5 separate regions of the Mus musculus genome follow, and all the other regions are linked to region 2. A link is a loop called in an ENCODE intact Hi-C map of the cell type or tissue named here. Cell type or tissue: heart. All regions are shown on one strand. Each heading gives the region's core, and the rest is flanking DNA. Links, peaks and the distances in the headings are about the cores only.

The links. Peaks named below come from ENCODE experiments on the same cell type or tissue, not always from the same donor. Only the 100,000 strongest peaks of a DNase experiment are listed, where the experiment ranks them.
Region 1: a loop joins it to region 2, with 2.6 times the contacts of the local background. A loop is called at or near these places in 2 of 42 quality-filtered maps.
Region 3: it touches region 2 in a loop (5-fold over the local background); 3 of 42 quality-filtered maps call a loop at or near these places.
Region 4: a loop joins it to region 2, with 7 times the contacts of the local background. A loop is called at or near these places in 2 of 42 quality-filtered maps.
Region 5: it touches region 2 in a loop (6-fold over the local background); 19 of 42 quality-filtered maps call a loop at or near these places.

What each region holds. Positions count from the first base shown.
Region 1 is chr9:35,027,444-35,033,568 of GRCm38, reverse strand. Kirrel3 (kirre like nephrin family adhesion molecule 3) reads right to left here. Exons shown (of 17, transcript NM_001190911.1): 14 at 5,130-5,237; 15 at 3,686-3,795. Among named protein-coding and RNA genes, the nearest start is that of Kirrel3os, 23 kb to the right of the region's middle. In heart, for the core only: a CTCF peak has its summit at 2,570; DNase peaks (open chromatin) are centred at 938 and 2,556.
Region 2 is chr9:35,265,244-35,271,368 of GRCm38, reverse strand. It overlaps Fam118b (family with sequence similarity 118, member B), which reads left to right and starts at 3,564. Exons shown (of 8, transcript NM_194257.2): 1 at 3,564-3,646. It overlaps Rpusd4 (RNA pseudouridylate synthase domain containing 4), which reads right to left and starts at 3,488. Exons shown (of 7, transcript NM_028040.2): 1 at 3,291-3,488; 2 at 2,802-2,967; 3 at 1,203-1,404. The coding sequence starts at 3,479. In heart, for the core only: no CTCF peak of the experiment used is centred there; a DNase peak (open chromatin) is centred at 3,598; H3K4me3 peaks cover 2,569 bases; H3K27ac peaks cover 1,759 bases.
Region 3 is chr9:35,113,758-35,119,773 of GRCm38, reverse strand. St3gal4 (ST3 beta-galactoside alpha-2,3-sialyltransferase 4) reads left to right here and starts at 2,910. Exons shown (of 11, transcript NM_009178.4): 1 at 2,910-3,076. 4930581F22Rik (RIKEN cDNA 4930581F22 gene) reads right to left here and starts at 3,046. Exons shown (of 6, transcript NR_029475.1): 1 at 2,934-3,046; 2 at 1,428-2,405. LOC115487216 (a long non-coding RNA gene) reads left to right here and starts at 230. Exons shown (of 3, transcript XR_003948311.1): 1 at 230-604; 2 at 684-771; 3 at 2,486-2,574. In heart, for the core only: CTCF peaks have their summits at 3,006 and 4,948 (motif pointing left); DNase peaks (open chromatin) are centred at 2,093 and 2,893; H3K4me3 peaks cover 2,953 bases; H3K27ac peaks cover 3,112 bases.
Region 4 is chr9:35,177,218-35,183,342 of GRCm38, reverse strand. No RefSeq gene overlaps it. Among named protein-coding and RNA genes, the nearest start is that of Dcps, 4.3 kb to the right of the region's middle. In heart, for the core only: no CTCF peak of the experiment used is centred there; no DNase peak of the experiment used is centred there.
Region 5 is chr9:35,208,119-35,214,243 of GRCm38, reverse strand. Foxred1 (FAD-dependent oxidoreductase domain containing 1) reads left to right here and starts at 3,189. Exons shown (of 11, transcript NM_001291448.1): 1 at 3,189-3,437; 2 at 4,079-4,299; 3 at 4,715-4,828; 4 at 5,088-5,206. The coding sequence starts at 3,353. Srpr (signal recognition particle receptor ('docking protein')) reads right to left here and starts at 3,041. Exons shown (of 14, transcript NM_026130.1): 1 at 2,839-3,041; 2 at 2,169-2,252; 3 at 1,733-1,896; 4 at 1,364-1,524; 5 at 958-1,114; 6 at 708-861; 7 at 409-497; 8 at 189-307; 9 at 1-57. The coding sequence starts at 2,955. In heart, for the core only: no CTCF peak of the experiment used is centred there; a DNase peak (open chromatin) is centred at 3,133; H3K4me3 peaks cover 2,693 bases; H3K27ac peaks cover 2,098 bases.

The DNA.
Region 1 (6,125 bases), core at 456-5,455, 240 kb after region 2:
TGGAACCAGGCCCCCTCTTGTCTCTTCTTGCTTCCTTGGCCAGCATAAGATAGTCTTCTCTGCTGCATGCTTTTGTAGTGATATTCTGCCTTGATGCAGGTCTGAAGGCCACATGAACATGAACTGAAAACATGGGCCAAATCTCTCTCTGTCTCTCTGTGTGTGTGTGTGTGTGTGTGCATGCGCACGTGCACTTTGCATATGCAAGTCACAGTGTGGACATCAAATGACAATTATTTAGGTGTTGCTTCTGGGTTCAGACTCAGGTGGTCTGCCTTGAGCGTCACTGGCTTTTGCTCATGAGTCATCTTAGCTATGTTGGCCTTGTTGTTGCTGCTTTGAGACTGGGATTCACTTTGTAGCTCAAGTTGAAGTTGACATGTGGCAAATTTCCTGCTTCAGCTTCCTGAGTCCTGGGATTGGAGGTATGAGCCACTACGCCTCTTCTCCTCCTTTTTGTGTGTGTTGTGTATATAGTTCTGTGTAAAAAAGTTGTGTGTGTGTAGGTCAGAGGTTAACACTGAGTATCTTAGTTTTTGAGGCAGGGTTGATAACTGAGCCCAGAGCTCACCAGTGTAGCTTGGCTGGCTGGTCAGTGAGCACACGAGATCCTCCTGTCTCCACCTCCCCAAGACTTTGATTGCTGGTGTTTGCTTATTTTCACATGAGTTCTGAGAAAACTGAACTCAGGTCCTCATGTTTTTGTGTCAAAACACCATATGGACTGGGCCATCCCCCAGCCCTGATTTTCTCGGTGTTCTGTCATAGCAACAGAAAGCAAAATAGGCCATGCCTCTTCCTCACAGCAGTGACTCAAATGAACTGGAAAACTGTCTTCCTTGACAAGTGCCAAACAGCCTTGGGGGAAAGATCCTGCTCCCTTCCAATCCCCGGCACGGCACGCCTTGGTTTTAGGACCTTGCATACTGTGGTCACTGACCAGCACGCTTCTGGCCAAAGTGAATGCAGTGATTGGTATTTGTGTTGGAATGAGCAGCTGAACTCCAAATAGCTGAGTAATGAGGTGTAAGACCAGGACAAAGCTTCCACAGTGCATGGTGGATGTATAAAGTGACCAGGAACCAGAGGGATGCTATCCCCGGACACAAGGTGCCTCACTCCTGCAGGGCCACTCCTGGCTCAGGCTCCCACTCAGCCTATTGAGCAGGGTGTTTTGTTTGTCTCTTGCATCTCAGTCTTGTGGGCCAGCGCGCCTCCTTCCTGTTATTCCCCCACTAATTGCATTACGGTTTTTTTTTCACTTTTCCAGTAAATGTACTGATTTCATCTAAATTATTATTGTTCTTTCCCACCAGATATAAAGTCTAAGGCACTTCCCCTTGATGATGGAGTATTTCCCAGATCATAGGGTATAAAATCTCCCATTGTGGAGGAAGGGGATCCGTGAATATCTTCCCAAGGGACAGACTAGCTACAGAGTCTCAGCAAGTCCCTTCTGTCAAATTATCCCCTCTGCTGTGCCCCAAATTCTCAGGAACACCTGCCCTCTTCCTGAGGGTGTGGCTTTGAGACAAAAGGAAGACCTCCTTGGGAGAGAACTAAAGAGTCTACCAGGGATGAGGGGTGGACCTGATGAAGCTTAATTAGCATCATTCCTTCTCAGACGCGCGGGATGTGGTTTCCATCCTGTGCGAAGGAATGCTCTGTCAGGTTCTGTGTCAGGGAGACTCCAGGGAAAGATGCATGACCTTTGCCCTAGAGAAGCTCTGGAGTATCCTGAGAGGCTCCCTGGTCCAGCAGCAGGCTGTCAAAGAGGCTCAAGGGGAATGCAGCAAAAACTAAAGCAAAAACGCTGCACAGCTTGCCAGTGTGTGAGGAGGGGGCAGGCTGAGAACTTCTTGGAGAGGATGACGTTTGAACCAGTTCTTATTGCAGGGTATGAAATTTATCAGAGACGTCAACAGGGAGAAAGACCGTGGGTCTTTGATGTATAAAGGACTCCTAGACCAGGGATCACCCGTACTTAGTGTGTCTGGAAAGCCACACTATGTCTGGCTGGAAGGTGGAACTAGAAAGATTGGCAGGTGCCTTGAGGCAAAGGGCCCGATGACATGTTGGGTAGCTGAACTTCACCCAGCAGACATGGAAGCAACTGTGGGACTTCAGCAGATTGTCACAGGATCAGATTTACATTTAAGAGTCTCATTCACTAGTTCAGGCTGGCCTCAGGGTCATACAGATAATACTGTTTCTGCCTCCTGAGCGATGGAGTTATAGGCATGGGCCGCCAGATTTTTGTTTCAGAATGATACTTTTTTCAGGGCCGTGGAAGATGGATTGTGACAAGTGCCCAAAGCCAAGTCCTAATTGGGGGGGGGGGCGGGGAAGTGTTGCTGCAGTGGTTTAGGGGGCAAAGCCCAAAATAAGGCAGTGACTATGGAGGAGCGGTATGGAACACCTAGTTGAGACATATTTTGGAAGCAGAATTGACAGACTCTGAAAATCAATTGACTAGAGAAAGTATAACAGAGAGAAAAGTCAGTTCCACTCATGAAACCTTGAGCCTCTGCCAGGGATGAAGAAGGCAGCAGTTGCTCCCCATCTAGTGGGTGAATTTAGAGCAGCACAATAGTAAGCAACCCCCGGGCTCTTGCAGGCAGGTCTCTGCATTCCTAGATTCTGCACAGCCGATTCAGCCAACCATGGATCAAAAATATTTAGGGAAAATTGCCTGTATCAAACGTGCATATTTTACTCGCCATTAATCCTTAAGCAATATGGTACAGTAATTGTTTACACAGCACTTACATTACACTTCATAAGTAGAGATGATTTATGAATATGAGAGGAAGCAGGTAGCATCTGTATAAATGTTATATAGCATTTTATACTTGTACACATTCAGATTTGGGTATCTGGGAATTATAGGACAGAACTCTGCACATATGTCGAGGGAAAACTCTACTGTACCCCGTATGTACTCAGGTTGTTACCCTATAATCCTGATGATGGCTCTGTATATTACTGTGTTCATGTCCATTTCATAGATGGGGTCACTGGGGCTCAGAAAAGCCCTTGTCCTTTATTCCTTGCCCTCTTGTCACTGTTCCCAGATAATGCCACCACGATATAGTGTTCTGTGAGCTTCCGGCATAGTTGACTAGACTTCTGCCTGGACAGTTGGGAGGATTCGGGTTCTTGCAGAGAGGATCAGGAAGAGGAGTTGGCAGTTTGGTGTTGCTGGAGAAGTTTTGCATTTTCTTTTGGTGGATATCCAGTTCCCAAGAAGAAACCAGGGTTTCTGGCAGATGTGTGTGTGTGTGTGTGTGAAGAGGGAAGAGGAGAAAAAATGCATCGAATATCTATACCATGCCTCTCCCCATGTGAGTCTGCCTGGACAGTTGGGAGGATTCCAGTTCTTGCAGAGAGGATCAGGAAGAGGATCACATTGAATTCACATGTACGCAGCCACACATGTGAATTCAAGCACAGGTTCTTTCCTTACTCAGTGGTCAGGATCCAGGTCAAGAACTGCATCAAAGTTGTATTTGAATCTCCCCCATCACGTCACAGAGGCACAAATAAATGCTCATTGGCTGAGTGCATGCCCGGCTTACTTTGGGGGCAGGAGGGGTTTGCCTGGATGTGCTACCTGTCAGCAGTATGGAGAGCATCGGGAAGTCTGTGTGCTCAGGATGGAGTGGGGCATAGGCTGTGCTCTTACCATCAGCTGCTTTATGGTGGTGTGGTCCTCAGCCTCCCGGCCAGAAGATGGCTCCTTGTGCACAATTTCCACTCGAATATCATTTTTGGCTGATACAACACCTTTGAGATCTGGACATAAGATAGGAAAGTGTAGACAAAGAATTCAGTCCTCATTCTTAGGCAAGGCATGTCAACTGCCCCACAACCCCCTGCTGCCACCCTTATACCCCCTGATACCCGTTCCATCTCAGGATTTAACCTCCCCTCAGACTCTGAAACGTCAGTTTTGCAGGCCCCCACCCACAGAACTTCTGTAGAGATCGACTGTTGGCTGGAAGGGCCTCAAAGACTGGTTGTGTAGGCCACCTAGCTTCTGCAGCATGTCCTGTGGTTAGAGAGGTTGTCCTCATCCATCCCTCTATCTCATCTGGCTAGGATCTGTCACCCTGAGTCCCTTCTCACTTTGAGAAGTCTTCTCTGTCTGTTGCTGCCTGGATTTGAGCTCTCCAGTTATAGGGCCACAAATCTTAATGTTAAAAAGACCGTAAGGTCTTTCAGCCAATCCAGAGTACACAGAGGTCTAGCTACCCTGAACTACAGGAGCAGCCTGTTAGACAAATCTTGTTGAAATATTCTCCCTTGTCATATCCATGGAAAGGCAGCAAGGGAGGTTTCAAGGCTCTTGTGTTGGATTACCACAAGGTGGTAAGGTTGCTCAGCTGGGAATGGAGGATATGTGAGGGGGATAAGTAGCTTCCTCTAACAAGTGAAGGATGCAAGGTGATCATAGCTTGGCCTGGTGACTCAGTGTATTCTGATCCTAGAAGCTCAGAGGTGGTTGGGGTGATAAAAGCTATACCACCCAAGCCTCTAATATCACCAGTAAGGAAATGAAGGCTATAAATAGATGTGACTTGCCCAGGGCACTTCCTCTGCCATCCTACCTCTCCCTTACTCCAGAGTTGAGCCCAGTACAGAGGCCCCATGTCCATATGCTCTTTAAGAGTGTCCTGGCCCCTTAGAACTGTATTGCTAAAGATAAAAAACCTTGAAAAGCCCGTCCAGGGCAGTTCTTCACATGCTTTTGTGCCCTGTGTGGGCGGCTTGCTTTTCAGGCTAAGCTAGCAGTCTTTGCAGAGCAAGGAGGGTCAAGCCACCCTGTTCCCTCTGAGGTTTTCTATGCACTCCAAATAACAGTGCTGTGTGTCCAACCCAAAGTGCTAGTGGACTGTCCTGCTACTTGGAGGCCAGTTGAGTTCGGGTCAGCCTCAGTAGGGTTCCCACTTGCTGCCAGACACCCTCCAGGTGCATAACAGCACACCATACCCATCCCTGCCCCAGGAGCTCACAACATTGTTGTGGCCCCTGTTCTTTGTACTCCTGCTTACTTGCTCTCCTGGGCAGTCTAAGCCTGGCCTTTTTCTCTGTCCCCCTCCCTGAGATCCCGGGTCTCCCTCCCGTACTTCTCTGGGAACGGGCACAGCAGAAGGCCACAATGGTTGCCATTAGGACGAGGAAGGCCACGCCAGCTCCTACGGCCACCCCGATGATGACGGCCATTGGTACAGACTCTGCGGGAAAGAAACAGACAAGGCTGATGAGGGAAGGAGAAAACTACTGTCCTGCTAGGGCCCCACCCAGTCCCCCAGGTGCAGCCCCTGCCAAGCTGGGGCCAGACCACTGCCATGTGGGACTTTCCTGGGCATGCCTCGGTGGGCCTGGGCAGGCACAGTCAGTTCAATAGGGGGTTAGCTCTGGATAGGATTGTTGAGCCTGGGTACGGGATATAAGGTAGGTGGAGAGTAGGGAGGAGCCAGGGGAAAGGGGTAGATGCTAGAACAGGGTAGAGAGCCAGGGAGAGGAAAACTGGAGATGCAGGTCGAGGCTGGCCTAATTTAGCTCTCTTCAGCATTCAGGGAGGGATTTATAATGCATGTAGTGGTTAGTGAGTCATAAGTCCATGGCTTTCCTTTGACAACAACAACAACGACAACAACAACAAAGGCAATGGCTCCTGTCTCCTTACTTCCCTTTCTGTGGAACAAGGTGGGTACATAGAGACAACTCAGGGCTTTCAGCTCTGAGGCAACTTCCTCCTCTGGCCTGCTGGGAATCAGGACCTGCTGTGCTCCACACATATCCAAGCCTTGGGAGCAGGGGAGTTGCATCACAGCTTCCACGCTACCACAATGCTCAGGAGAAAGGGTCCTTTCTTTTTTCTTGACCTCCATACCCTTCTCCTCCAAGACCAGCCCTTCAACATCCACCATCTGCTTCCATCCCGAAAGGTACAGAACTGTCACCCTGGCGCAACCCCCAGTCTGCCTCTGGTCCTTGCCAAATGGGCAGGACTAGCAGGTCGTGCTGGGGGCAGGGAGTGGGGGTGGGGGACAGGGAGACTGCTTTTCTGTAAAGCAGATGGATGCACATAGGCCCCAAGAACATGACTTTAGGCCCTG
Region 2 (6,125 bases), core at 801-5,800:
TTTTTGGAGAGCAATTTAGATACTATTAAAATTTTAAACATGAACTGGAGAGAGATAGCTCAGAGGATGAAAGCACAGAATGCACTCCCAGCACTGATATGGCCGCTAACAGCCATCTGTAATTCCAATTCCAGGGATCCAATGCCCTCTTCTGGCAAGCAAGTGGTACACAGACCAAAACCCACACACACACACACACACGAAATAAAAATTCATTTCAAAGGAATACTAAAAAAAAATTTTTTAACATGCATACTATTCAAAGCTGCAAGTCTGTTTTTAAAGGAATATGCTCTAAAAAACACTGCTACAGAACAAGGTATGGTGCCTCCAGCACTCAGAAGGCAGGAAGATCAAAGTTCAAGGCCAGACTGAGCTACATGAAACCTGTCTCAAAAAACAAGTCAGTAGCTATGGAGATGGCTCAGCAGATAAAGCTGCTTGCTTCTAAACCTGACAAACTCAGTTTGATTCCCTGGAACCTACAAAATGGAAGGAGAAGAATAGACAAGCACATGCCCAAGTACTACAGACAGACAGGCAGGCAGGCAGGCAGGCAGCAGACAGACAGACAGACAGAAACACAAATAAATGTTTAAAAACCAGCACTGGGTAGAGTGGTACCAGCCTTTCTACCCAGCATTTGGGAGGCAGAACTCTGGGAGTTCAAGTCCATCCTGGTCTATGTAGCCAGCTCCAGGCCAACCAAAGTTACAAAGTATGGCTTTTTATCAAAAACAACCAACCACCAAACCAATCAAACAAAAGGGGGTGAGGAGATGGCTCAGTGGGTAAAGTGCTTGGTGCACATGCATGCTGATGAGCTTAGAATCCTAGCATCCATGGAAAGCCAGGGTATAGCAGTTCACGCCTGCAACCCCGGTGTTCAAGGGGATGGAGACTAGCAGATTCTGGAGGCTAGCTAGTTAATCAGTGAGTTTCAGGTTCTGTGAGACACCCTATGTCAATAAAATAGGGAGCGACAGAAAAAGAACCCTGACTTCTCCAAGTACACACACACGTGTGCACATAACCACTATCTTATCACCCGACATTCCAAGTACTAAGCTAGTTCATATACTCTTTGTTATCATCATGAATTCTAGTACGGTGACTTCTATTAACAGTTCTGTAGTGCAGTGGACAGATAAAAGGGATGCGTTTCTTCATTCCACCCCTAGTGACAATAACAGGCCTCATACCAGTACTTCTTTTCCACCTGGCGGGTTCTAAATAGCTCCTGGACTTGATGTGCCATGTCCTTCTCCCAAGCCAAAACCATTACACCTGTGGTTTCTTTGTCCAGACGGTGGCACAGATGCAAAGGTTCTGCCTTGTGGCCATGAAGCATCTTTGCCAAGATGGGCAGTACATCACTGATGCAGAGCTGGACTCCTGGGCCACCTACGGAGGAAAGAGCCAGAGGCTGGAGAACTCTTCTTGAGAGAACAATCTCTCAGTCTTGAGATAATAATCACCTTTCAATCTTGACAGAACAAACAATTGTCTCCATTTTCTACAGTTGTGCTATGAACAATATGGTGAGGATTACTAATATTAATAGGCCCAGAGATCTTAGCTATAAAATGAAATGCAGGCCAACCATTTCCAGACTATAAACTCAGAACTTGTATTTTAACAAGCACCCCAAGGGCTCTCAAGTAATAAGTCTGGGAAACACTGTGACTTTCTCTTCAGAGTCTGTGGGCCTGAGAGGCTTCACTGAAGCATTCCCTAGAAGAGAGGCTAAGAAGATGAGCTCTAGCTGAGTGATGGCGGTGCATGCCTTTGATCCTAGCACTCCTAAGGCAGAGGCAGTGAGATCTTTATGAGCTCAAAGCCTACAGAGTTAGTTACAGGACAGACAGGGCTATACAAAGCCCCTTCTCAAAACAAAACAAACAAACAAAAAAGATGATGGGCTAAGATCAGACATCCCTGGATTTTACTATTTGTATTCACCATCTGACCTTTCCAGCTTTGTTATCTATAAAATATAAATACCCGAAACAAATTATCCTCAACAACTAGAAACTTAAGCAGAGAATAAATAGTAAGGCAAGAACTCGTTACGAAACCTAGAGGAACTGCCACCAAAGGAGTGATTTATTCCAACTAAAATATTTTTTTTTTTGCTAAAATATTTACTTTCCTCCTGCAGACCTTTGACAAATGTTTTTTTTTTTTTTTTTTTTTTTTCCCTTTCAATTCTGACTCACTTCAGCCGTCCCCCATCAGAACACTCAGCAGCATCAGGACATCTATTAAGTTCCAGTCCCTCTGGGGTTACTGTGTACCGCAACCGTGTGTATTATTTCCTCTTCCCAGCCTTGTCTCTCTACCTCTCTCATTTTGAAATGAAGTTTTGCTGCTGCTGAGACTGATCTGAACATGAACACCGGATCCTCCCCTAGACCTGGGGCGGCAGTCGCACACTGGCTCCCAACTCCTTTTTCGTTGTTGTTTTGTTTTAACCACTTTGATGGAAAATAACAGTTAGCAAGTAACTTTTTGTATTTCTCCGCATCGATTCTTGTGGGTGGCTGTACACAGCCCACAGTGCAGAACTGAGCTTCTGTATCTCTCTGCAATAATTCCTGTGGGAGGCTGCATACAGCTCACTGTCAGGTATCTGCAAGTGGGGACTAGACACTGGTTTGTTACCAGTAGTCACATACATGGGATAATAAGGTTTAATTAACTTGAATTCAAGAGTGTCTCATGAATAAAGCTTCAGGGGTGACCCTAGATGGAAGAGGAAGCAGCAGCAGGTTTCTCTCCTTAGCCCACATGGCTCTTACCATGGACAGGGAGACCATAGGGTTTATTAATGACCACGAGGTCGTTGTCCTGGTGGAGAATCCTTCGGCTCAGTTCCTTAGCAAGCACATTGGGGTGAACTCGCTGCAGCTGCTGTGTGAATCGCACTAGTTCCTGCACTCTCCGCTGAACGGGGTTTGTAGGCACCTAAGGAAAGAGAAAGGTGGAAAAAGCTTAATGAAGGAGTGAAGCGCTGGGAATGGCCTTAAGTGCGATTTAGGTGGAAATCCGTGGAATGACTGTACTGTATAATTTGACTCATGTTTCCTTTGGGACCATACATAGCCATCTGTCTTATCTGCATACCCACGCGGTGGGTCTGGCAGTAGCAAAAGTGCGGTATTCCGACTACCACACAGAATATTCTCAACATTGATGTACTTGCTGTTACAGGACCTGCCTACCACACCCCACACCTAAGAAAGCCGTGAGAGCATCGCTTCTCGGAAGTTGAGTCTCTCTAGACTCACCCGCACTTCCTTTGCCTTTTGCTCTTGTTTCTGGGCTCGGAGCTTCTCTGCCAATCTCTGAGCATTCAGGGGCCTAGAGGAAGTAGCGCTGGAACAAAACGACCAGGAGCCGGGAGTGAACAATCTCCCGGGACGCGAACTCATACTCAAAAGCTGGACACCAGGCGTACGCAAGCAGGGCGCGGCCATCTTGGCGAGGGCGGGGCCGGACAGCGCGGAGAGGAGGAAGGGGGGGGGGGTGGGCCCTGCTGATCACGTGGGCAGGTAGCCTACGGGTCACGTGGGGCGGTGCGCGCTCAGTGCGGCTGCGCCGGCCGGTAGCTGCAGCTGGAGCGGTGGCGTTTGGAGCAGACGCGGTGAGTGTGTGGGGAAGCCAGGCGAGGGCTGGGAAATGCCGGTGCCCCAACGGTTTTCGCATGGCCCGGATCTCCATTCTTGGAGAGCACTGCCCTGGCAAGCGTGTCTCGCTTCGGGGCACGACTCCACGCAGAAACACTTCCCCGCCCCCGCGTCCTTAGAAGTGAAGCTGGCTGCTCCTCAGTCTTTACCGGCACCTGTCTGGTCCCTCTTAGCAACCAGGTCCTCGGCGGGTCCTCAGAGGGACGTGTGGTGTTCTTTCTCGTTTTCTTGCCGCTCGTCCTCCGGAGATCCCCAGATCTCTCATATTCCAACCTCCCGCTTTGCGACTGCCAACCCCTTTGTTTCGCGTTGTTTGTAGCCAGTCCTCCCGAAGATGACGGTTCTTTTCCTTCATCCAGGACCCCCGCCCCATACGTCCTACCTCGAGAGCGCTACGGGTTTATACTGACCTTTCTCTAGAGTTCGTTTCTTGGGGTCTCCTCTTTCTTCCCTTATCTACTCTTCCCAAGGAAAGTAAAGAGCTTTTCCCCCTTTGCCTCCTTTAGTCTTTCCTTCCATAGCTTGAAACCGTCGAACCCTCTCTCTCTCTCTCTCCCTTTCCTACAAGAGACTCCCGAACTGCAAACGACGACTCTCCTATCGCCAAAGGGCAGCTGGGAATATGAACAGCTGTTTTGGAATGGTAATCTCGAAAACACCTTGGGATGCGCATGCCGTTTGCTGGGGAAGCTGATGCTGAAGGGATGTCGTGAGAACTAGTGACTCTTCCCTCAAGATAGCCAGATTGCATTTCAGTTAGAGAATGAATAGTTGAATTAGGCTTGGGTGTTTCTCCCTCCAAAATGAATTAGCAGAAGGAAACCACATGTGAAACAGTTGAACAGGTGAATAGCCTCAGAAGACTAGAAGTTGAAGAATTTAAACTTCATGTGATAGTTGGATCTTTGAAACTTCTTGAGAAATCCCTTGCAAGTGGTATTGTAGAGAGGAATGTGGCAATACAAAGCAGGACAGATCAAAAAGGAAAGTATATCCGGGAAACCAACTAGGCTGCTGTAATGTAGATGATCATTAATGAAGCCCCGTCCCATTCCGCGGTCTTTTCCCCCCTGCTAAGTACTGTCCTTGAAATGTGAATTACCAGCTATACAGTCAAGGTGTGATGTGAATTACTGGAGGACTTCTTTCATCCCCAAACCTGTTAATATAGTAAGCTCACAAATATTTTATGTGGCTGCAGTGATTCTGAGTTAGGTTGGGTTGTTGTTTGCTTTCTGTCTGTCTGTCTGTCTGTCTGTCTTAAAGGTCTCACATTGTAGACCAGACTAGCCTCCAATTCATGGACCTTTTTCTCTGCTTCCCTAGTGCTAGAATAAAAGACTACACCCCCACACACCCAGTCTGTTTATGAACATTTTGAACAGTTATATTTCTGTCAGTTTTTTTTTTTTTTTTGACGTGAAGAACGAAGGTAGAGAATGGTGGGAAGACTTGTCTGTATTTCTGTAATAAGATAAGTGATCTGGATGTAGTTCCATGGGAACAGTTTGGGAAACACTGTTTCTTCTATTAGTGGCTTTGTCCCCTCTCACCAATAAATTCACAAGTAGAACACCTATATAAAATTTGAGAAATTCCACTCTAAAAGAATTATCCTTTCTGATAAGCTCCAGTTCCATGTTCTAATGTCTCTGAACTGCTGAGGATCACGTGTTAGTCACATGAAAGCCCCTTTTCCCAAGACATGAACATCAGGATTTAAAATCACATCATTACATTAATTACACTCCTATATTAGGTATGGAACCTTTATGGTTTGGAAGAATTTCGAGAAAAATATTTATACTTTTACCTTTTTTGCACTGTTCAAGAATTAACATTTGTTTTTACAGAATTGGCCTTCTTTGGCAGGAAAGAAAGAAAAACAAAATGAAACAAAACAACTCAGATGTCATTGTTAGCAACACAAAGCTGTGATCTTAGTTGTAGGCACACTCTATAATGCCTGAAAATAAAGACAACAGTCACTGGGAGGAAAAGGCTTAGTCCGAGATTTTCTAGGAAGAATTTAAAGATTTCAGGTTTGCTGTTTATCTCTTCATTTGATTACAAAAGTTACGGATTCCTTAGTGCTTCTCCCATGAATCATGGCATTTCACAGTTTAAAGTCGAGTTAGGGCCTAGTGTGGCAGGACATGCCTTTAGTCCCAGCCCTCAGGGACAGAGGCAGGGGGATCTTCATGAGTTAAGCCTGTTCTACATAGCAAATTCCAGGATAGCCAGGACTACATAGAGAGACTGTGTCAAAACAAAACAGTTCATGCACCCACTTCCTTCTTTCCTTCAAACCCGTATTCTTTTCCTCTTCCTCATTTGAGAAATTCCAACCAGAGCTATTTGGGGCATTGTCTACTTCCTGACCAATTTCATCTTGTCTTTTTGATTAGAAACACCTCTTGTCCAAACTTTTTTTTT
Region 3 (6,016 bases), core at 1,017-6,016, 150 kb after region 2:
CGATGATCTTCCTGCCTTGGCCTTCTGAGTACTGGCATTGTAGCCATGTTCTACTATACCCAGCTTAGATTTTAAGGGAAAAAAAAGCTACAAACTGTGGTTAGTCGATTTTGGCTGTAAAGAAAGGCAGGAGCTACATGCTTGGGATTTCTTCCAACCTAAAGGGCCTGGGAGTGCATTTTAGCTTTGGCCTCCTGGCAGGTTTTTCACTCTACAATAGAGCTGTCTCCTGCTATTGAGATCCCTGAGAACAGCTCAACGCCATGGTCCAGCCTTATAAATCTGATAAAAATAGGAGATGAAACACCATCCCGGGGTCGCTATTTTTAAAAGCGCCTGAGATGCTGGATTGGGTTTATTTCTTCCTCAAATGGCATCTTGCTGTCCCTTCCTCCAGGATGTGAACGTGGCACATGTGAGGGACAGGAGCCAGATGTCTGGGAGGAGGCATATTTGTCAGGTAGCTAGCTGCCTGGCCAGCAGGAGCCTCCTGGCCCAGATGCACCTGCCTCCTCCCACACCCCGTCTCCTCCCTCTGTTTGAGGTTCCAGTGGTTGTCCCAGGAGTCAGGTGTTTGCCACATCTACCTAGGAGAACAGGACAGGTAAAAGAGGAGGCAAAAGGATGGGGATGGAAGCGGTTTGCTTGCCAGCCGAGTAAGACTTACTGCTGTTATTCTGAAGGTTGTCTTGGCTCACCTCATCACAGCTAACCTCGGAAAGGAATAGTCCCTTAAGGCCAAAGCCCAGCTTGTTACATCCCTGACTCATGGTAAGCAACTTGTAGTGTCCTGTCAAGGGGTGCAGTGGGATTGGCAAGAACCTAGAACCCAGAAGTCTAGGATGAAAGAAGTCCTTATGTTAGAATCGCTTCCTTCTCTTCCTCAGAGATACAGGGGATTCTAAGTTGCTGGTTCAGCTTCTGTCTGTACTGTTAAGAAACTGTGTAATCTTGGTTCTCAGAAGGGTGAGGCAGGAGGATCACAAGTTCTAGGTCAGCCTGGGTTACTTAGTGGGATTTTTTTTTTCCCCTAAGGGGTGCTGGTGGAGGAAGAAGAAAGTGCAAGAGACAAGTCATAAACACATAGTAAGATAAAGTGGATGATGGGGGCTAGGATAGGCTTGACGCTGTGCTTCTGAGTGCATGCATGTTATATGTTTAAAAGGCATTTGTCTGCATGTTTATTGAGCACATATATATCATATGGTGATTTCAGGACAAGTTCCCCTCCATTGTCTCATTCAATACTAATAATGCTCTTTGAATAAGCTCAGTTATTTCCACTGATCTTTTTTTTCCCCCCCATTAAGAAAAGGAAAGCTATTTAGTGGCAGAAGCAGGATTAGGACTCAAGTCTCTAGGCTCAAAAGAAAGAAGAAAAAAAAAGCTGATTCTTAAGCTCAATTTTATGGTAGAAGGATTTTTACCTTTAGCAAGAACTTGTCTTTGTACCTAGTTTGGTGAAGACTTATCCAGGTTTGGAGGCCGGGCAACTGTTTCTTGAATCAACTTGCCAGACATATTTCAGTTGTTCTTTCTCCCCGAGCAGTTTTTCTTTTGCCTTCTTCTTTTTCCCTTGCCAAACACAGAGACATAGTCATTGTATTGTCTATTCCCAGCTTAGCTCCAGACCAGGACATGAAATGTAATAAATATTTGTTGAGTGACTAGGTGACTGTCAGGCCAAAGGTACCATTCAAATAAAACTAGGTTTTGGTGAGCTGCCAAAGAGCTTCCACCTATGCAAGGTATAATTCAGATGGAAACAGCCGGAATGGAAGAAGCTGGAGGCCACCTCTTCGTTTTGTTGTGAATTGGAGAGTCCCAACACATGAGACCTCCAGCTTCCCCTGACGATGACTTTAAACTCCGTTAAAACCCTGGGCACTTACTGTCAGTTATTCACATCTTACTTACACTTAGTCACATCCTGTGCCGCCTGTTTCTTGATGGGAGTCCAGCACAACACCCGCCACCCCTTCTCTGCAACTAGATAGCAAGCTTCCGGGGGAAGGGGGACTGGATCTAATACTTTCCTTGTAGCCCCAGGGTGCTCAAGCTAGGAACTGGGTAACACTGTGCTGACTCCTGAAATGGACAGTCCTGCAGGGTGGTTTCTGCACTGTTTGCAGTCCAGGCAATTCTAGAGCCCACGGCATCAGGGTTAAAGGCTTGAAGGGGTTTCCTCTGGAGACAGGATGCCTGGCGCCTTCAGCAAGAACGGAAACTGAGAAGTTATCCAAGGCTAAGAGAGGGTATGCAAAGGAGGAAGAGCTAAGGGAGCAGTTTGGGGCGCATAGGCCGGCCTGGGGCAGAGAAAAGGCTCGTCAATTTAGGTCACCTGACTGCCATGAGGGCATGGGAGGATATTGGAAGGATGGACTTCTATTCCTGTTCTTGAGTTTCTGTAGAGAGAAAAGGATACTTTTTTTTTTTTTAACCGCGCGGGGACAGCAAAGAAGCCTTTCTTGGTTATTGTTTCCAGGAGAGCGTGGGATCAGTGCTAGAGGCAACGTTGGGCATACTCATCTTGGAGCCATTCACAGGCAGCGCTTGCCCTGGGTTTGCCCTCACCCGATCCAGCCTCCCGCACCCCGGCCGTCTCTCTCCAGGCCAGGGAGGCCTCCAGGCCAACCCCAGTCTCCCCGCGGCCTCACACCCTCGCCCTCCTTCCTCTGCGCCCTCCCTCCCTCCTTACTCCCTCCTTTCTCTGCGTCCTCCCTCCTTCGGCGCGCCCTCCCTCCTCGATGCCCTCCCTCCCTTCTTAGCTCCCTCCTTTCTCCGCGCCCTCCCTCTCTCGGTGCGCCCTCCCTCCAGCGCGGCGTTCGCGGCTGTCGGCTTCCCGACCGTGTGCGCAAGCGTGTCCGGCCCCTTCCCCGCCCCCCGCCCCCCGCCCAAGCCCTGGCCCCCGCCTCCCCTTCAGGCGGACTTGCCCGCTCCCAGGCCGGCCCCGCTCCCGGGACAGGGACCGGGCCGAGCGGAGCCACTGCGCCAGTGCTGCCCCGCCAGTCGGGGCGCCTAACGGATCGGAGCTGCGCGCGGATTTACCTCGCCCCGCCCCGCTCCACCCGCGAGGGTGAGTACGCGGCAGCCGGGCTCTGGGGCCCCGCGGCGGAGGGCGGGGAGTGACGGGGCTGCGAGGCTGCAGCCTCCCGCCACGGCTCGGAGAGGTGGTCGGGGGGCCCCGCACGTGGACGCCACGCTGCACGGGGTTGGTGTAGGGTGGCCACAGCCCTGGGGAGCTGGGTCCCTTGCTTGGACTAGATTTTCGCGGGAAGCCTGACTTGTCTCGCTCTCTAGGAGTGAGTGAGCAGGACAATCCTCCGGAAAGTTTCTAACCCCCAACCCTGTCGCTCTTGCGTCCTAGCTGAATGGGTGACTATCACCTCTAGCATCCTCCGAAGTCAGGACGTGTGGGCTGGCTTTGCTAGAGGTGACAAGTTTTGCAGGGTCTGCCTGTGTGCTGGAGTTGCAAGGTCGCTGAGGCAAAGCCCAAAGGTGGGCTTGCCAAATTGCAGGGTGGCTGTGTCCAGGGATTAGGGGGGGTCTTTGGGCCAACTGTGCTTCAAAGTTGCCTGGGTAATGGGCAGTGAGAAGGCCTAGGATAAGACTGAGAAGTTAACCTAGAGCTGGGGCAGAACCCTTGTCTATGTCTGTTCTAGGTGCCTCTCTGAGACCCTTGCTGGCTGAGACCTATGGGCAGCCCCGAGATGCCAACGTGTCTTGTACCACTGCCATTCCTCCCAGACCGAGGGGTAGACTTTCTGGTTTATGAGTCTGATCTACTCTGTTCTCTGTCCTCTAGGCTAGATCCTCCCCCCCCCCTCCCCCCGGTCAGGCTTAAAAGGCTAGTCTGGGTTTGAATAGTACCACAGTGATAGTTGTCTCTCACAAGGGGCACACACCAATACCACAGGGCAGGGTCAGTGCTACAGATCCCACTTGGCCCCTCCAGGCCTCTCTACCCAGGGGGTTGTAAACGAATTGATATGTGTAAGTATCAGGGGTACAGAGGGAATGTTGTGAGTTTGCTAGTGAAACACCATCCATAACCTTACTTTCCCAGGCACCCCTAGAGTGCTACCTAGGAGGTGCCAGTCACTTAGGGCCTCAGAAATAACTGGACATGTTTTGTTCTGTTGGGAGTTGGTCTGCAAACATCCTTTGAGAAAACTGACACCGCTCGGCTTCCTCAAACTTATTCTGCCTCTGCCCTACTCTGAGCATCCCCTATGGCCTGTCCTGTTGCATAGGGGAAGGCATCTTTGGCTGCTTACTGAACCCTGGGCCTCACCTCCCACTCATTTCACCCTCCTCAACACATCCGATCCCCCAGCCCCACTACAGCAAGCCAGGAGTTGGGCCAGTCCCCAAAGATTTCAAGGTGATGATGGAGATAAAGAGAGGTATGCAGGCAGAAGTCATAAAAGTAAATTAGGGACTGGGGGTGTGGTTCAGTGACAGACGGAGCTGCCTACAATCCCAGTACTGGGGGGGGGGGCGGCGGGGGGGGGGGAGGACGGACAACGACACAAGGAATGCAGTTGGTAAAGTGTTTACCTGTCATAAACTCTTTAAACTTGATCTCTTAACATTGCCTAAACATATTGTGGTGGTACCTATTTATAATCCCAGCACTCTGGAAATGTTATGCCAGCATTTTGACTGTAGATCATCCAGGTCATCTTCTGTTCTATGTGGAGTTTGAGGCCAACCTGAGCTACATGAGACCCTGTCTTAATAAGCCCCTTCTGGAGTTATTCTCCAAGGTTATTCTGGGATTATATCTCTCCAAGATAGAGCACTACCTTGCTATCTAAGATGGTTAAGAGCACTGAGTGGTTTTACAGGGGACTCAGGCTCAATTCCCAAGTACCCATATAGTGACTAATTCCAGTTCCAGGGGATCTGACCCCCTCTTCTGGTTGCCACAGGCTCAGGCATGCACGTGGTGCACATAAGTACAATACACACAGGCAAGACACTGATACACTTTTTCTTTTAGAGTTGCCTGCTTAGGCTTTAAACAGAAGGGACTATTTAGCTTAAGAGTGGGTTGCTGCTCAGAGAGAGGAAGCCCCCATTCCACTAGGAGGCTCAGGGTGAGGAAGCCCCCAGTGCCTTCTAGGCTCTCTTCTGTTCCCTCTCTTGCTCCCTGCCCTGAACCAGTGACTCACCCACAAAAGCACCCTGGCCCCTCTACCCTGTCAGTTGTTTTAGTGTCATAGGATTTTGTTTTCTGGGTAAAACTAAGAATCAGTCCCTTTCTGGAATCATCAGAAATCCTGGGAAGGACCTCCTTTTTTCCCTGGGTCTGGAGGAACAGAGGTCAGTCCCACTTCTTAGCTCCATCTTGAGGCCTGGCCAGTCTGCAGTTACTCCACTGGACTGGCATCTGCCCTGGCTCTGCAGGCTACACCAGGCCTCTGTTCTCTCCTCAGAGTACCTGCCCCAAGGCTGCCCAAGGAAGTAAGAACCCTTGTTGTCCTGGTTCAAGGTTTACACCACGTTGGAGGGAGGACACCGCGACAGATAATACAAGACAATTATATTCATTGTATTAATACAGCAATTGAGAGCTGTCAGGTTCAAGACCACAGGCTTAGAGAGGGAGCATGGGGCCCTAAGAAGGTCTGGAGGCTGAACCTAGAGATTTTGAACAAGGTGGAGCTGCAGCCATTAGGAGATAGATTTGGACATCACAGGGCAGGACAAGCGAGGCTCACACTACCTGCTCCACTACCCAGTGTTGAGTTACCGATTCAACCACTTCCCTGCTAGGAACTGGTGCTGCTCAGCCTATTTCCTGTTTCTATTTCCTCTAGCCCTTAGGATCCCCCTTCTTCCTAAAGATCCTTGCCTCTCACCCCAAGATTTTAGTTTCCACAAGGAAATGGCTAGTACATGGCTGTAGTCATTAGCCTACACCTCTTTTTGTTAGCTTTTTCCAGAGAAGCTCCAAGTCATCTCTGTGTGTTCAGTCCCCCCCCCGCCCCCCGCAGGAGATGAACAGTGT
Region 4 (6,125 bases), core at 418-5,417, 88 kb after region 2:
TCCTTTATAAGAAAATTTATTTAGTTCAGATTTGGAAACTGAAGTAAGCCTCAGATCAGGTGGCCATACCTGTGCTACCTCTCTGGTACTAGTCTCTTGGCATGGGACATCATAGTGGCAAGAATATGTGGGTATACGATCTAATGAAAAGATAGAAAAGTGGAGATTTTGGAGGTCAGGCACAGACTTTTTATTAAAAAAAAAAATCTGTTTTCATAAAAGCTAACAGCAAGGGGAAGGGTATAGAGTGTTCTACACTACACTGCACTACACTGACCTCTGTGTTCTAACCACAATCCCACAAAGAAAAAAAAAAAACACTAAGTCCTTCCAAGAATAGCACCATGGTGGCTGTCTTAGTCGGGGTTTCTATTCCTGGACAAACATCATGACCAAGAAACAAGTTGGGGCAGAAAGGGTTTATTCAGCTTACACTTCCATGTTGCTGTTCATCACCAAAGGAAGTCAGGACTGGAACTCAAGCAGGTCAGGAAGCAGGAGCTGATGCAGAGACCATGGAGGGATATTACTTACTGGCTTGCTTCCCCCTGGCTTGCTCAGCTTGCTTTTTTATAAAACCCAAGACTACCAGCCCAGAGATGGTCCCACCCACAATGGGCCCTCCCCTCTTGATCACTAATTAAGAAAATACCTTACAGCTGGATCTCATGGAGGCACTTCCCCAACTTGAAGGCTCCTTTCTCTGTGATAACTCCAGCCTGTGTCAAGTTGATACACAAAACCAGCCGGTACACATGACCTAACAACCTTCCAGGAGTGTGATTGTTTGAAGGAGAATGGCCCCCATAGGCTCCCATAATTTTTAAAGATTGATTTATTTAATGTGAGTACACTGTCACTGACACACCGGAAGAGGGCATCACATTCCATTACAGGTGGCTGTGAGCAACCATATAGTTGCTGAGAATTTAACTCAGGACCTCTGGAAGAGCAGCCAGTACTCTTAACCGATGAGTCATCTCTCCAGCCTGGCTCATATATTTTAATACTTGATCCTCAGTTGGTAGAACTGTTTGGAAAGATTTGGAGGTGTGGCATTTTTGGAGAGTGTGTGTCACTGGGATTGTGCTTTGAGGTTTTAAAAGATTTTCATCATTTCCGGTGTCTCTTTCTCTCTGCCTCTTAGGTCTCAAGATGTGAGCTCTCAGCTTTGGCTCTAGCACCCTGTCCGCCTGTCTGCTGCCATGCTCCCCGCTGCAAATAGCCACAAACTTTAACCTTTTGAAACTTAAGCCCCTAAGAAACTCCTTCTTCTAAAAGTTTCCTTGGTCATGGCATCTTATCACAGGAATAGAAAGTAACTAAGACAGGTGGTGTGCCGCCTGGTTTTATATCAACTTGACACAAGCTAGTGTTATGTTGGAAGAGGGGCCTTTAATTAAGAAAAAGCCCATGCCAAATTAGCCATAGGCAAGTCTGTGGTACATTTCCTTGATTGTTGATTGATATGGAAGGACCTTAGCACATTATGAGTGATGCCATTTTTGGGCTAATGTCCTGGGTGCTATTAGAAAGTGGGCTGGACAAGCCATGGGAAGCAAGCCAGTAAGCAGCACTCTTTCATGGTCTTGGTCTCTGCATCAACTTCTGTCTCCAGGTTCCTGCCCTGCTTGAGTTCCTGGCCTGATTTCCCTCTGCGACTGATTTACCTGGAAGTATAAAAAGAAACAAGCCCCTTTCTCTCCAAATTGCTTATGGTCATGATATTTTTATCACAGCAATAGTAATGCTATGACAGACCTGCTCCACATCTTATAGGCTCCATTACCTCAGTACCATCACACTGGGACCAAGCTTTCAACATATGGGCCTTTAGGCACACGAAACCTATATCTCAGTCATAGCAGATGAAACAAACAAACCCTTATTTCTTCTTTTCCACGTTGTGAACAGCAGACGAAAGCATGTGTCTGAAGCTGTTCTCGTGTAGGCTTCTGGTTTTATCTTAGTTTATTTTTCTTGTCTGTCTTTAAAGACAGCATCTTGCTATGTTGCTCTGGCTGGCTTGGTATTTGCTGTGTAGGCTGGACCTCCAACTTGCAGCAATTCTGCCTCTGCCTCCGGATCGCTGAGACACAGTGTGTGCCACTATGCACAGCCCTCCGCCATTTTGCCTTAGGATTTAATTTTGAAATGAATACATTGACAACATTTAATTTTCGTTTGTTCGTTTTTGTTTTTCAAAACAGGGTTTCTCTGTGTAGCCTGGAACTTGCTCTGCGGACAAGCTGGTCCTGAACTCAGAGATCCATCTGCCTCTGCCTCCCGAGTGCTGGGATTAAAGGAGTGTGCCCAGATAAACTTCACAACATCTTTAAAAAAGCTTTTTTTTTTTTTTTGAAGAGCTTTCATTCTAAACTCAGAGAGATATAACAGGAGTAGGACCAGTCAGAGGGTTCAGCAGGTAAAGATGTACCCAACACCTGATGACCAGAGTTTGACCTTGGAACCCGTGTAAGGTAGAAGGAGAGAACCAACTCCATACGTTTATCTTCTGGCCTCCACATTCGCACTGTGGCATGTGCACAGTTAGCGCAATAAATAAATGTAATAATAAAAAAGAAATATGACAAGAGTTGTGAGGATTCCCTTAATACAACCTTAATACAATTAAAGAACTCTAATTAGAAAACAAAAAGTCGGCAGTGGTGGCGCACGCCTTTGATCCCACCACTTGGGAGGCAGAGGCACGCAGATTTCTGAATTTGAGGCCAGCCTGGTCTACAGAGTGAGTTCTAGGACAGCCAAGGCTATACAGAGAAACCTTGTCTCAAAAAACAAAAAACAAAACAAAACAACCCCCCCCCAAAAAAAAAGAAAAAGAAAGAAAAGGAAAAAAATTAAAACGGGCTGGAGAGATGGCTCAGTGGTTAAGAGCACTGACTACTCTTCTGAAAGTCCTGAGTTCAATTCCCAGCAACCACATGGTGGCTCACAACCATCCATAATGAGATCTGATGCCCTCTTCTGGAGTGTCTGAAGACAGTGACAGTGTACTTACATATAATAAATAAATAAATAAATAAATTTTTAAAAAGTTAAAATAGTTTGAATCCTCAAATTATTCCGAGTTCCTCGTAAGATTAAAAAATTATCCTTGGGGCTGGCGAGATGGCTCAGTGGTTAAGAACGCCGACTGCTCTTCCGAAGGTCCGGAGTTCAAATCCCAGCAACCACATGGTGGCTCACAACCATCCATAACGAAATCTGATGCCCTCTTCTGGAGTGTCTGAAGACAGCTACAGTGTACTTACATATAATAAATAAATAAATCTTTAAAAAAATTATCCTTGTGTTTTATATGTGCATGATGTGTTTAGGGGGCGAGAGTGCCACGGCACCCATGGAAATAAGAGGATAAGGTTATAGAGTTGGTTCTCCCACCTCTATTCCAGTTCTTGGAATTGAACTCACGTCATCAGGCTTTCCAGGTAGGTGATCTTACCTGCTGAGCCCTCCTGCCAGCCCTTCCCTGAAAAATGAAAAAGCAAGCATTGTATCCTGTCACCTAGGTCTCCCTTGGTTCCTTGGAGGTAAAAACTGTGTTAAATGGCCAGAGAGTATAGAATAAAAGATTCCATTTAAATAGGGATCAAATTTAAAGCAAAGTTAAGAAATCTTTTAAAAATGCCTATGAGAGAGAGAGAGAGAGAGAGAGAGAGAGAGAGAGAGAGAGAGAGAACGTGCATGTGTGGTCTGGATTTTGTTCATGATTCTCCTGCCTCTGCCTCCCAATGTGCTGGAATTACAGGCTCATGCCACCATGCCCAGAAGTTTGGCTTGTTTGAATTATTTATAAACTCTGGCTTGACTTTTGGGGAACCTGTTGGGCAGCCTTTTCCCCTGTATTGTCTTATCAATGTGCTCCTTTGGGGCGGGTAAGGTGGCTCAGCGGTTAAGAGCACTGACTGCTTCCAAAGGTCCTGAGTTCAAATCCCAGAAACCACATGGTGGCTCACAACCACCTGTAACGAGATCTGACATCCTCTTCTGGCACTTCTGGAGACAGCTACAGTGTGCTTACATCTAACAATAAATAAATCTTTAAAAACAAATGTGTTCCTTCAACTTTCTGTCTAGTGGAGACACACAGAGGTTCTTAGGCCCTGGTATGTAATCAATGGTCTGTGAGCAATAATGTGGGATAACTTCTTTCTTATTCCCCCTTCTTGGATGGCACAGCTTGCTTTTCCCTTTGGCTTGAGTATATATAAATAAAATCTGGTATTGACTGGATATTAGTAAAAACAATTTAAAAGAAATGGGTGGCAGAGCTCATCTTTATAAGTTGAATTGATAATGTTTTATATCATGTACAAAATCATTTTTCTTACAAATAGTTTTTGTCCCCTTTGTAAAAGGACGTTTTATCATGATTTTTTCACACCTGCACACACACAGTGAATAAATAAATGAATGAATACTCCAATATTCTAGTGTATGTCTTTCCTCCTGTTGGGTTTAGTTTGAAGCTAGCCTGTCTCAAAGAGCCAAAACACAAACACCAACTCCCCAGATTTATAATTGTTTCAGATTTAGAATTGTCTCTGAAATAATGTAAGAAATAGTAGGTTTATTTCTGAGTATACCATTCATTCTATGCTTGTTTAGGAGAAGCAATCTAAGAAAAGCTAAATTCACTAAAGGACACTGTTACTGCTTGCTGCTCAAACAGCAGGATACAATAGGAGCCCCAAATCAGCACTTTAAAAGCCCCTTTATCTATGGTATCTACTCCAGCTGGCTGATGGTAGCATGTAAGATCACAGTGCATAAAGACCGTGCAAGGACCAGGGGTGCCAAGACAGGACTCCACCTAGGCAAGACTGGTGAAGTTTGATGAGCACTTGACTTGGTTTCTGTCTCCAGAAGTTGGAAGCCTACTCAAGGACTTGGGGTGTACTTCTGTGGCAGAGCACATGCTTCACTGCAAGGTTCAATGCCCACTGAACACGTGTGCACACACATCTAACACGAAATCCCTCACCAAGGATTCTGGCAAAGTAGATGTGGAATGAAAGAAGTCGATATAACTAATCACTCTTCTTGAATTCATACAAAACTATCATTCGAAGTTTAATAAGGATAAAATTATTTTAAAGTAGGTTGGAGCTGGGTATAGAATTCAGGAGCAGAGGCTGGAAGATCTCTGAGTTCAAGGCCAGCCTAATACACATATCGAATTCCAGCCCAGGGTAGGTCAGGGCTACTAGTGAGACCTCGTCGACAGAAAGAGAAAGTGAGCAAGCAGGCAAGCAAGCAAGCAAGCAAGCAAGCAAGCAAGCAAGCTGGATCTATTACTAAAGTGCTAACTTTAGTTTTTGACATTACATACCTACAATTTGGAACTTACAGTTTCCTTCCTCATTTGGCTACAAATATCCAACCTAATGTTTCATGAAACAAGGCCTTATGTGTAGCTCTAGCAGGAACTCCGAAATCTGTCTGTCTCTGCCTGTAGAGTGCTGGGATTAAACACATTTTGTCTCGCGCAGCCTTTCTCTTTCATTTTTCTGAGTTGGAAAAACGCTCAGAAATGTTCATAAGAACAGAGTAGGTTTTGTCACTGCCATTGGCTTTGGGGACATCTCTTTCTGGTCTTGTATATAATTGATAACCTCAGGCTTGTTGACAAATGACAACTTGCAAATAATTATACCAACTTCCAGCTACCCCAATACGTTCCTGTACTTAACAGTCATACTCAACTCATGTTCCTATCCAAAACGCAGTCTATTATTAAAACATGGTGTACTTAGTTACTAACTAAAACATGGACAGAAAGTTGCATCTTGTTCATATTAAGAACTGAAAAAAAATTGTGCCATATCCATTACATTCGTCTGAAAAATTAAAGCTCATTGCCACTTACAAGAATAATGTTTGTTAGACTAGTTCTTGTGTGAGACCCTGATTTAGAGCATTTCTCCCTGGAAGGTAAAGCCCCTGGATATTCCCTAAGCTTGTTTTCCCTGATCTTTAAAAATCCAGCTAGAAAGAAGCTCTTTGTTCTCTATAGCCAGAAAAAAGCCTTTTTGTTTCTATACTGTACAACCGGAGATGCCTGCCTTCCTGTGCTGAGGACACGGAGATAAAAATTCAGA
Region 5 (6,125 bases), core at 809-5,808, 57 kb after region 2:
ATTTGTTGGCAACAGATTCACAGAGCTGGACAGCAATGTCAGCAGCCACATTCTTAGCTGAGAAGAGAAGGACAGCTGTGAGTTCCGAGCTAACAATGATCGGGTCTCAAGAGCACAGCTTAGAAAATGGTTCTATTCCTAATGAACTATGTCATAGTCCGTCAGTCAAGCCAGTCCTCCAGACTCACCAATGAGATGATCACGCATCTTGTCTAGCACAGATTCCATGTCTTCTCGACTCAAGCTCTTGGAACCCACCAGACCCTTCAGCATCCCAAACATGCCACCCAGAGTTCCCTTGGTAGCACTACAATTACAGAAGATCACAAGTATGCGTTAGGCCAGCAGGCAGGAGGTATGGGTCATCAATTCTGCATCCACACCACCTCCCACCTGAAATCCTTCTACCTAGGCTTGGTATTTTGAGTGGCCCCTTCATCATCTGAGCTGCTGCAATCCAGATCTTGAAGCTGTCCCCCAGGCCCAGTTCCTCGAATCTAGAGAACACAGGCAAAGAAAAGAGGTGTGATCAAGAACACTAACAGCTGAGGGGAAGAGCCCAGGATATACCCTGGCAACATTATTTGAGACCTTAGAAAAACCCACATATAGTTCATTCCTCTCTCAAATCCAGATATACCCTCCAGATGTTTCCTTCCCAATTTCTGGCCAATGGTGATCTTCACTCTGACCTTTATGCATCTTACCAAGTTGATATCTTCAGAAAGGGCTGCCTCTGGAGTTCCATTGGTGGTGGGAGTACTGTAATCCAAGACTTCCTTGTTAGCACAGCCACCTAGTTCCCACACCCGGGGTGCTTTTTTGCCCTTCTCCTTTGGAGTATCTGACTTTGTAGATTTACTGCAAAGGATGACATAGGAAGGAACATGAGAGGAGAGTCCCCTGGCCCCAGCACAGCTGGGTAACAGTCACCAGAGACAGGGTAACAGTGCTGACCTGGATTTGTCCAGACCCTTGCCATGCTTCTGAATGAACTCCTCTCTCTTCCTACGGATCAGCTCCTCTTTGGAAAGTTCTCCATTCTCAGGTCCCGCTGAGAGACCTGACTTTTCTGCAGGGGCTGTTTTGCTAGTAGCCAAAGTGCCATCAGAACCTGTTAAAAGAAACCTCACTGGAGGAAAAGAAACATAAATCCCAACCACCCAGGTAATAACTACAGTTCTTCCAAATCCTAAAGAGCAACTTGGACCAAACACCTTGGAGACTACAATGCCTCAAGGGAGTGATAGGGTGGTGAGCATTAAGTTAAAGGAGGCTAGCAATGTCAAAGAGTACCACAGAGTTTTATAATACTATGCTAACATCTTGTATGCCCTAGCAGGGTCAGGAAACTCAAACACACCTTCCTTTTTGGCCCCCCTTTTTTTGTTGTTTTTTGCTTTTTCCTTGGTCTTTTCCCCCCGTGTTTCAATCATGGACCTCACAGGTTTCTTAGCTTTTTCAGAATCTTCAAATTTCTTCATGGTAGTGGGAGCACGGATCTTACTGCTCTCCTCTGCTTCACTAAAGAGAAAAGAGACTAGTTGGTCTTTCTACCCATACAAGAGGACAACTCTGACTTAAGAAAAAGATCCCACATATCAAAAGGACTATAAGAAACAAGCTACAAAATGTGACTGGTTTGAACCCATGTAAATATTGATGCGCCACCGACAGGCAGGCACTCTTAAATCATGAAAATTTTCCCTTTGAACGGAGGAAAGCCTCTCACCGAAGGAGCCGCAGGAAGTCATTTTGGAAATCAAATGTGCCATTCAATAGACTTAAAGCACTCTGTTGTTGGATCTCTGTGCGATACTTATCCCGGAACAGTCGGTGCACATCATCTATCAACTTGTCTACATAGGTCAGCGTGAGGATCTTCTGAAAGCCAACCTGTTTATGGAAGGAGACGGAGCCAATAGATCTCCTTACATGCCAGCCCAGAATGGAAGGAAGCCAACTCAACCCAAGCCTCCAGAGATAGGTTTCCTGCCCCGGGAGAGCCAAGCTTACAATCTTACCCAGAAGTCGCTTGCTTTCTCCCCTCCACATTCCTAACTTTTTTCTATCACTTTATCACATACACAATACCCACAATTAATTAGGTTCATCAGTGGGGATGCTGTTGAGAACATAACTTGTCTTTCTAACATACCCCCACTTACCACAAACACCAGCTCAAACTGGTTGTCCAGTTTATACTTGAGTGTGAGAGCCTCATGAGTGAAAGAGTTGTTACCGCCCCGTTCCTGGAAAAAGAGCGTTTCAGCAGTCAGGCTACATCCACAGCAAAACCAGACTTTGGACTACGTTTGGGAAATAACCAGATATAATCCTGCCCTCAACAAGGGAGTTCTGGGACATTTCTAGCACCCCGTGAGAAAAAAAGACAGACAGACAGACACCAGGTAAGGACAAGGGGTAAAGCTGGGACAGGAGACAGGACACGTGGGAGCCAGGAAGTAAACAGTCATATATAAACAATCAGATCTTCTAGCAGCTGTGAACCATCTACTGTTCCTGAAAGGTGTTCTCGCATCCACAGTTTCACCCAACGTCAAAACAGCAGAAAACCACGCTGCTCGGATGAGTGGAGAGGGAGTTCGAGTCCATTAGGACGCCAGAACGTGGCTAGAGCCCCGGAAACGGGAGGAGTGGGGGGCGTCGCAAAGTTTCGGGATACTGTGATCCAGGCAAGGAAGTCGATCCTGGGTGGCCGGTAACCGACCAGTTTGAGGAGATCAGAACGGAAAGTGCGGAGTGACTACTGGAAAGGGGACCACAGTCTGGGTCTGAGGGACGACAGCCCGGAGTTCTGCCCCGCGGGGGTGGTACCTGCAGCAGTACGGAACGAATCAACGCGTTGACGGGCCCGGTGCACGAGTCGCTCACGCCCTGGAAACACCAGAGCACAAGCCCGCCCTTCGAGAAGATGGTGAAGAAGTCAAGCATGACGGAAGCGGGAGAAGACTTGAGGCCGAGACCGGGGCCGGGAACTCGGGCCGCGTCCGCCGCCGCCGCTTCCTGCTGCGCCAAGCGCGGGACACGTCACACCAGCAGCCCCCGGAAACCGGTTCAGCCGCACTTCCGCTACGAGCCTCCGTGGTCCCGCCCCTTTCCCGCTCAGGGCGCGCGAGATGACGTAGACTCAAGCCTGACCAATAGCACACAGGGGCGGGACTCCAGAGGCGATAGCTCCCCTATAGCGTGGAGGGGTGGAGCCTGAAGAGCACTGCCGGCTAATCGGCGCGTTCGTGTCTATTCCCCGTGGCGCGGACCGATGACAGGAAGGACAGAGTCGGCTTGAGGGGAACCCACCTCAAGCTGAAAGAAGCCGGGCTCTAAGGCCATGTTTCGCAGAGCGCTGCGTCTTGGCTTGGGCCCGGGCCTCCCATACCGGGGGCTACGCACACGCAAAGGAGGCTTTACTCTGGGTAAAGCTGAGGGCAGCAGTGGTTCTGGGGAGCCCAAACCCTCCATAGATGTGACCTTCAAGGTTCGACCCCCTGCCTCGTGCGGGCGGGACAGCGAGTTAGCTGGGGGAAGGGGTAGGCTTGCCTACTAAAGGTCAAAGAGCCGAGGCAAGTGTATGGCTCTCAAGGAGGCACTTCCCAGTGGACAATGCCATATAAATGGAAGCTTGCTGGCGATGATGGATAAGGATAAGAAACCATTACAAAGGTGCCCGGCTTTAGAAGGCTGTGCAGTATGAAGTATACTAGGGACTCGTTCCCTGGGCCTGGCATATCTGAGAATGGGGTTCAGGAGGGAGAGAGATCTGCAAGAGCTAAATAATGTGAGTCACATCTCGCTTGATGGGGAAACAGAAAGTAATTTCAGGAAGTTGAATCTTCCAGTGTTAGAGATCCATGATATTGGGGCCTGGTGGGACAAAGACCAAACAACAAAGTTCTAACAATACTGCTGCATATGAGTTGATCTTATGAGAAAGGATGACATTGGAGGTGTGGCAATCCAAATGCCTATTTCAGCCCCCCTTTTCCTGTACCCATCCTCCAACCCCCAACCACGCAGAAAAGAACATAAGTCATCTAACTGTAACTATGTCCTGCAGACTGGGATGCAAAGGTGTCTGACTTTAAGAAGAAGGTTGATTCCATCCTGCCTGGAAAGAAATATGAAGTGCTGTATGACACCAGCCACCTGCCCCCAGAACAGGCGGATGTGGTCATCATAGGAGGTGGGATTCTTGGTCTGTCTGTGGCCTTTTGGCTGAAGAAGCTGGAGAGTAGAAGAGGTGCCATTCGGGTGCTGGTGGTGGAGCAGGACCACACGGTGAGGTCAGGGAGTAAGGGCAGTCATCTTATTGAGGACACAGACTGTGGCATTGAGGGCAGGGACTGTGCTTTGGACTTTGGAGCTTAAGAAATAGTTCCAGGCTCTTCCTCCCTCAACAAAGACCCGCAGCAATAACATTGTTTTGTTGGGGAAGGGGAAGAGACTTTGCTACTGTTGTTTAATCTCTTTGGAGATGGGGTTTCAATATATGGCTGAAGCTGGCCCTGAACTCAGCATTTTCCATTCTGTGCCTCCCAAGTGCTCCGATTACACGTGCTCCAGAACATTTACCCATACTTGCTCCTTGAAAAATGATTCCCCTTTGCATTTAAATGTATAACTGACAGCTTCCATTGCAGGATTCCATTATATATTACATCATGACAGTCTACGTCGGTTTTTCTTTTCACAGTATTCACGGGCTTCCTCCACAGGGCCTTCTGTGGGCGGGATTTGGCAGCAGTTTTCCGTGCCTGAGAATGTCCAGCTCTCACTCTTTTCAATCAACTTTCTCCGGAACATAAATGTATGTACAGTAAGATTTGAAGGCTGGGGTGGGAGTCCCTTCTTTAGCCCAGAGATCAGTAGCCTAGCTGGTAAGGGGAACCAAGGAGAAGAGTGTGTTTGAGGCAACAAGATATTGGGATCCTTGACTGTCTTCCAGTGTTGGTGCCTAGAGAAGGGTTTGTCCTGATCTGGGCCACTGCTCCTGGAGCTGTGGTGAGGCCAGGGAGGTTCCCTTTTGTCAGCCTCCTTGGAGAGCAGCTCTTTTTCTTTGCACTCAGGAGTACCTGGCTGTGGTGGATGCTCCTCCTGTGGAACTTCAGTTCAACCCTTCCGGCTGTCTCTTGCTAGCTTCAGAAAAGGATGCTGCCACCTTGGAAAACAATGTGAAAATGCAAAGGTGGGTGCCCAGCACTGCCCTGAGCTGCTTCTTGGCTTCACATACTTCACTGAGCTCTTATACCAAGTTAGAAATCGGGAAGCTGAAGGTCAAGTCATAAGAATCTCCTCATTAGTAGCTCTTATTATCAGGAAAAATGGGCCTATTTAACCTTCAAGGCCCCATGACGAGGACTATCGCCCAGTCGTGGACACTTAGCACCCATGTAAGATACTCCCAAACCTAACAAACCAGAATCTCTAGGGAGTGGCCAGGGTACTGGGCTTCTAACAAGAATCCTAATTTAGGGATCAGCAAATTCTATAAAGGGCCAGACAGTAAATATTTTAGGTTTTCTTGTCATTTTGTCTCTGTTTCAACTTTTCTGCTCTGCCATTATAGCACAAAAGTAGCCACAGACAAAAAACATAGAAATAATTGAGTGTGGTCCACAAATAAAAGTAGGCAGCAGGTTGGCCTTAGCACATTGAGCTTCACATCAATTAAGGGTTGAACATCTTTGTGATATGGTATGCACAGGCTCTCTTCTGATATGCTGTGAATCTCACTAGTGAAACCAGATAAATGTCTGCGGATGCTAACTCATTAATTAATTTAATCAGAACATCCCATTTTACATGTGGGGAAACTGGGACAAGATCTAGTAAAGCTGGCATTGAGCCTCAGTTTAAACTAGACACTGGCTCATAGGAGTGTTTCTTGGCACTCTGATTCCCTGGCCAGTTAGTGTTCTAGAGGAGACACTCATTCTGAGGGACAAGGTTGTGCTAGGCAGCAGAGAAGAAAGTGTTTTACAGGAGGCAGTGGTGCGTGGTTCCCCACCATCTTGTGAAAGGAGATAGAGTAGGGCAAGGAGTTGAGAGTACTGAAGGGAGAGAGGAATGTAGAAAAGGAAAAATGAGCCTTCACATCCAGCAGT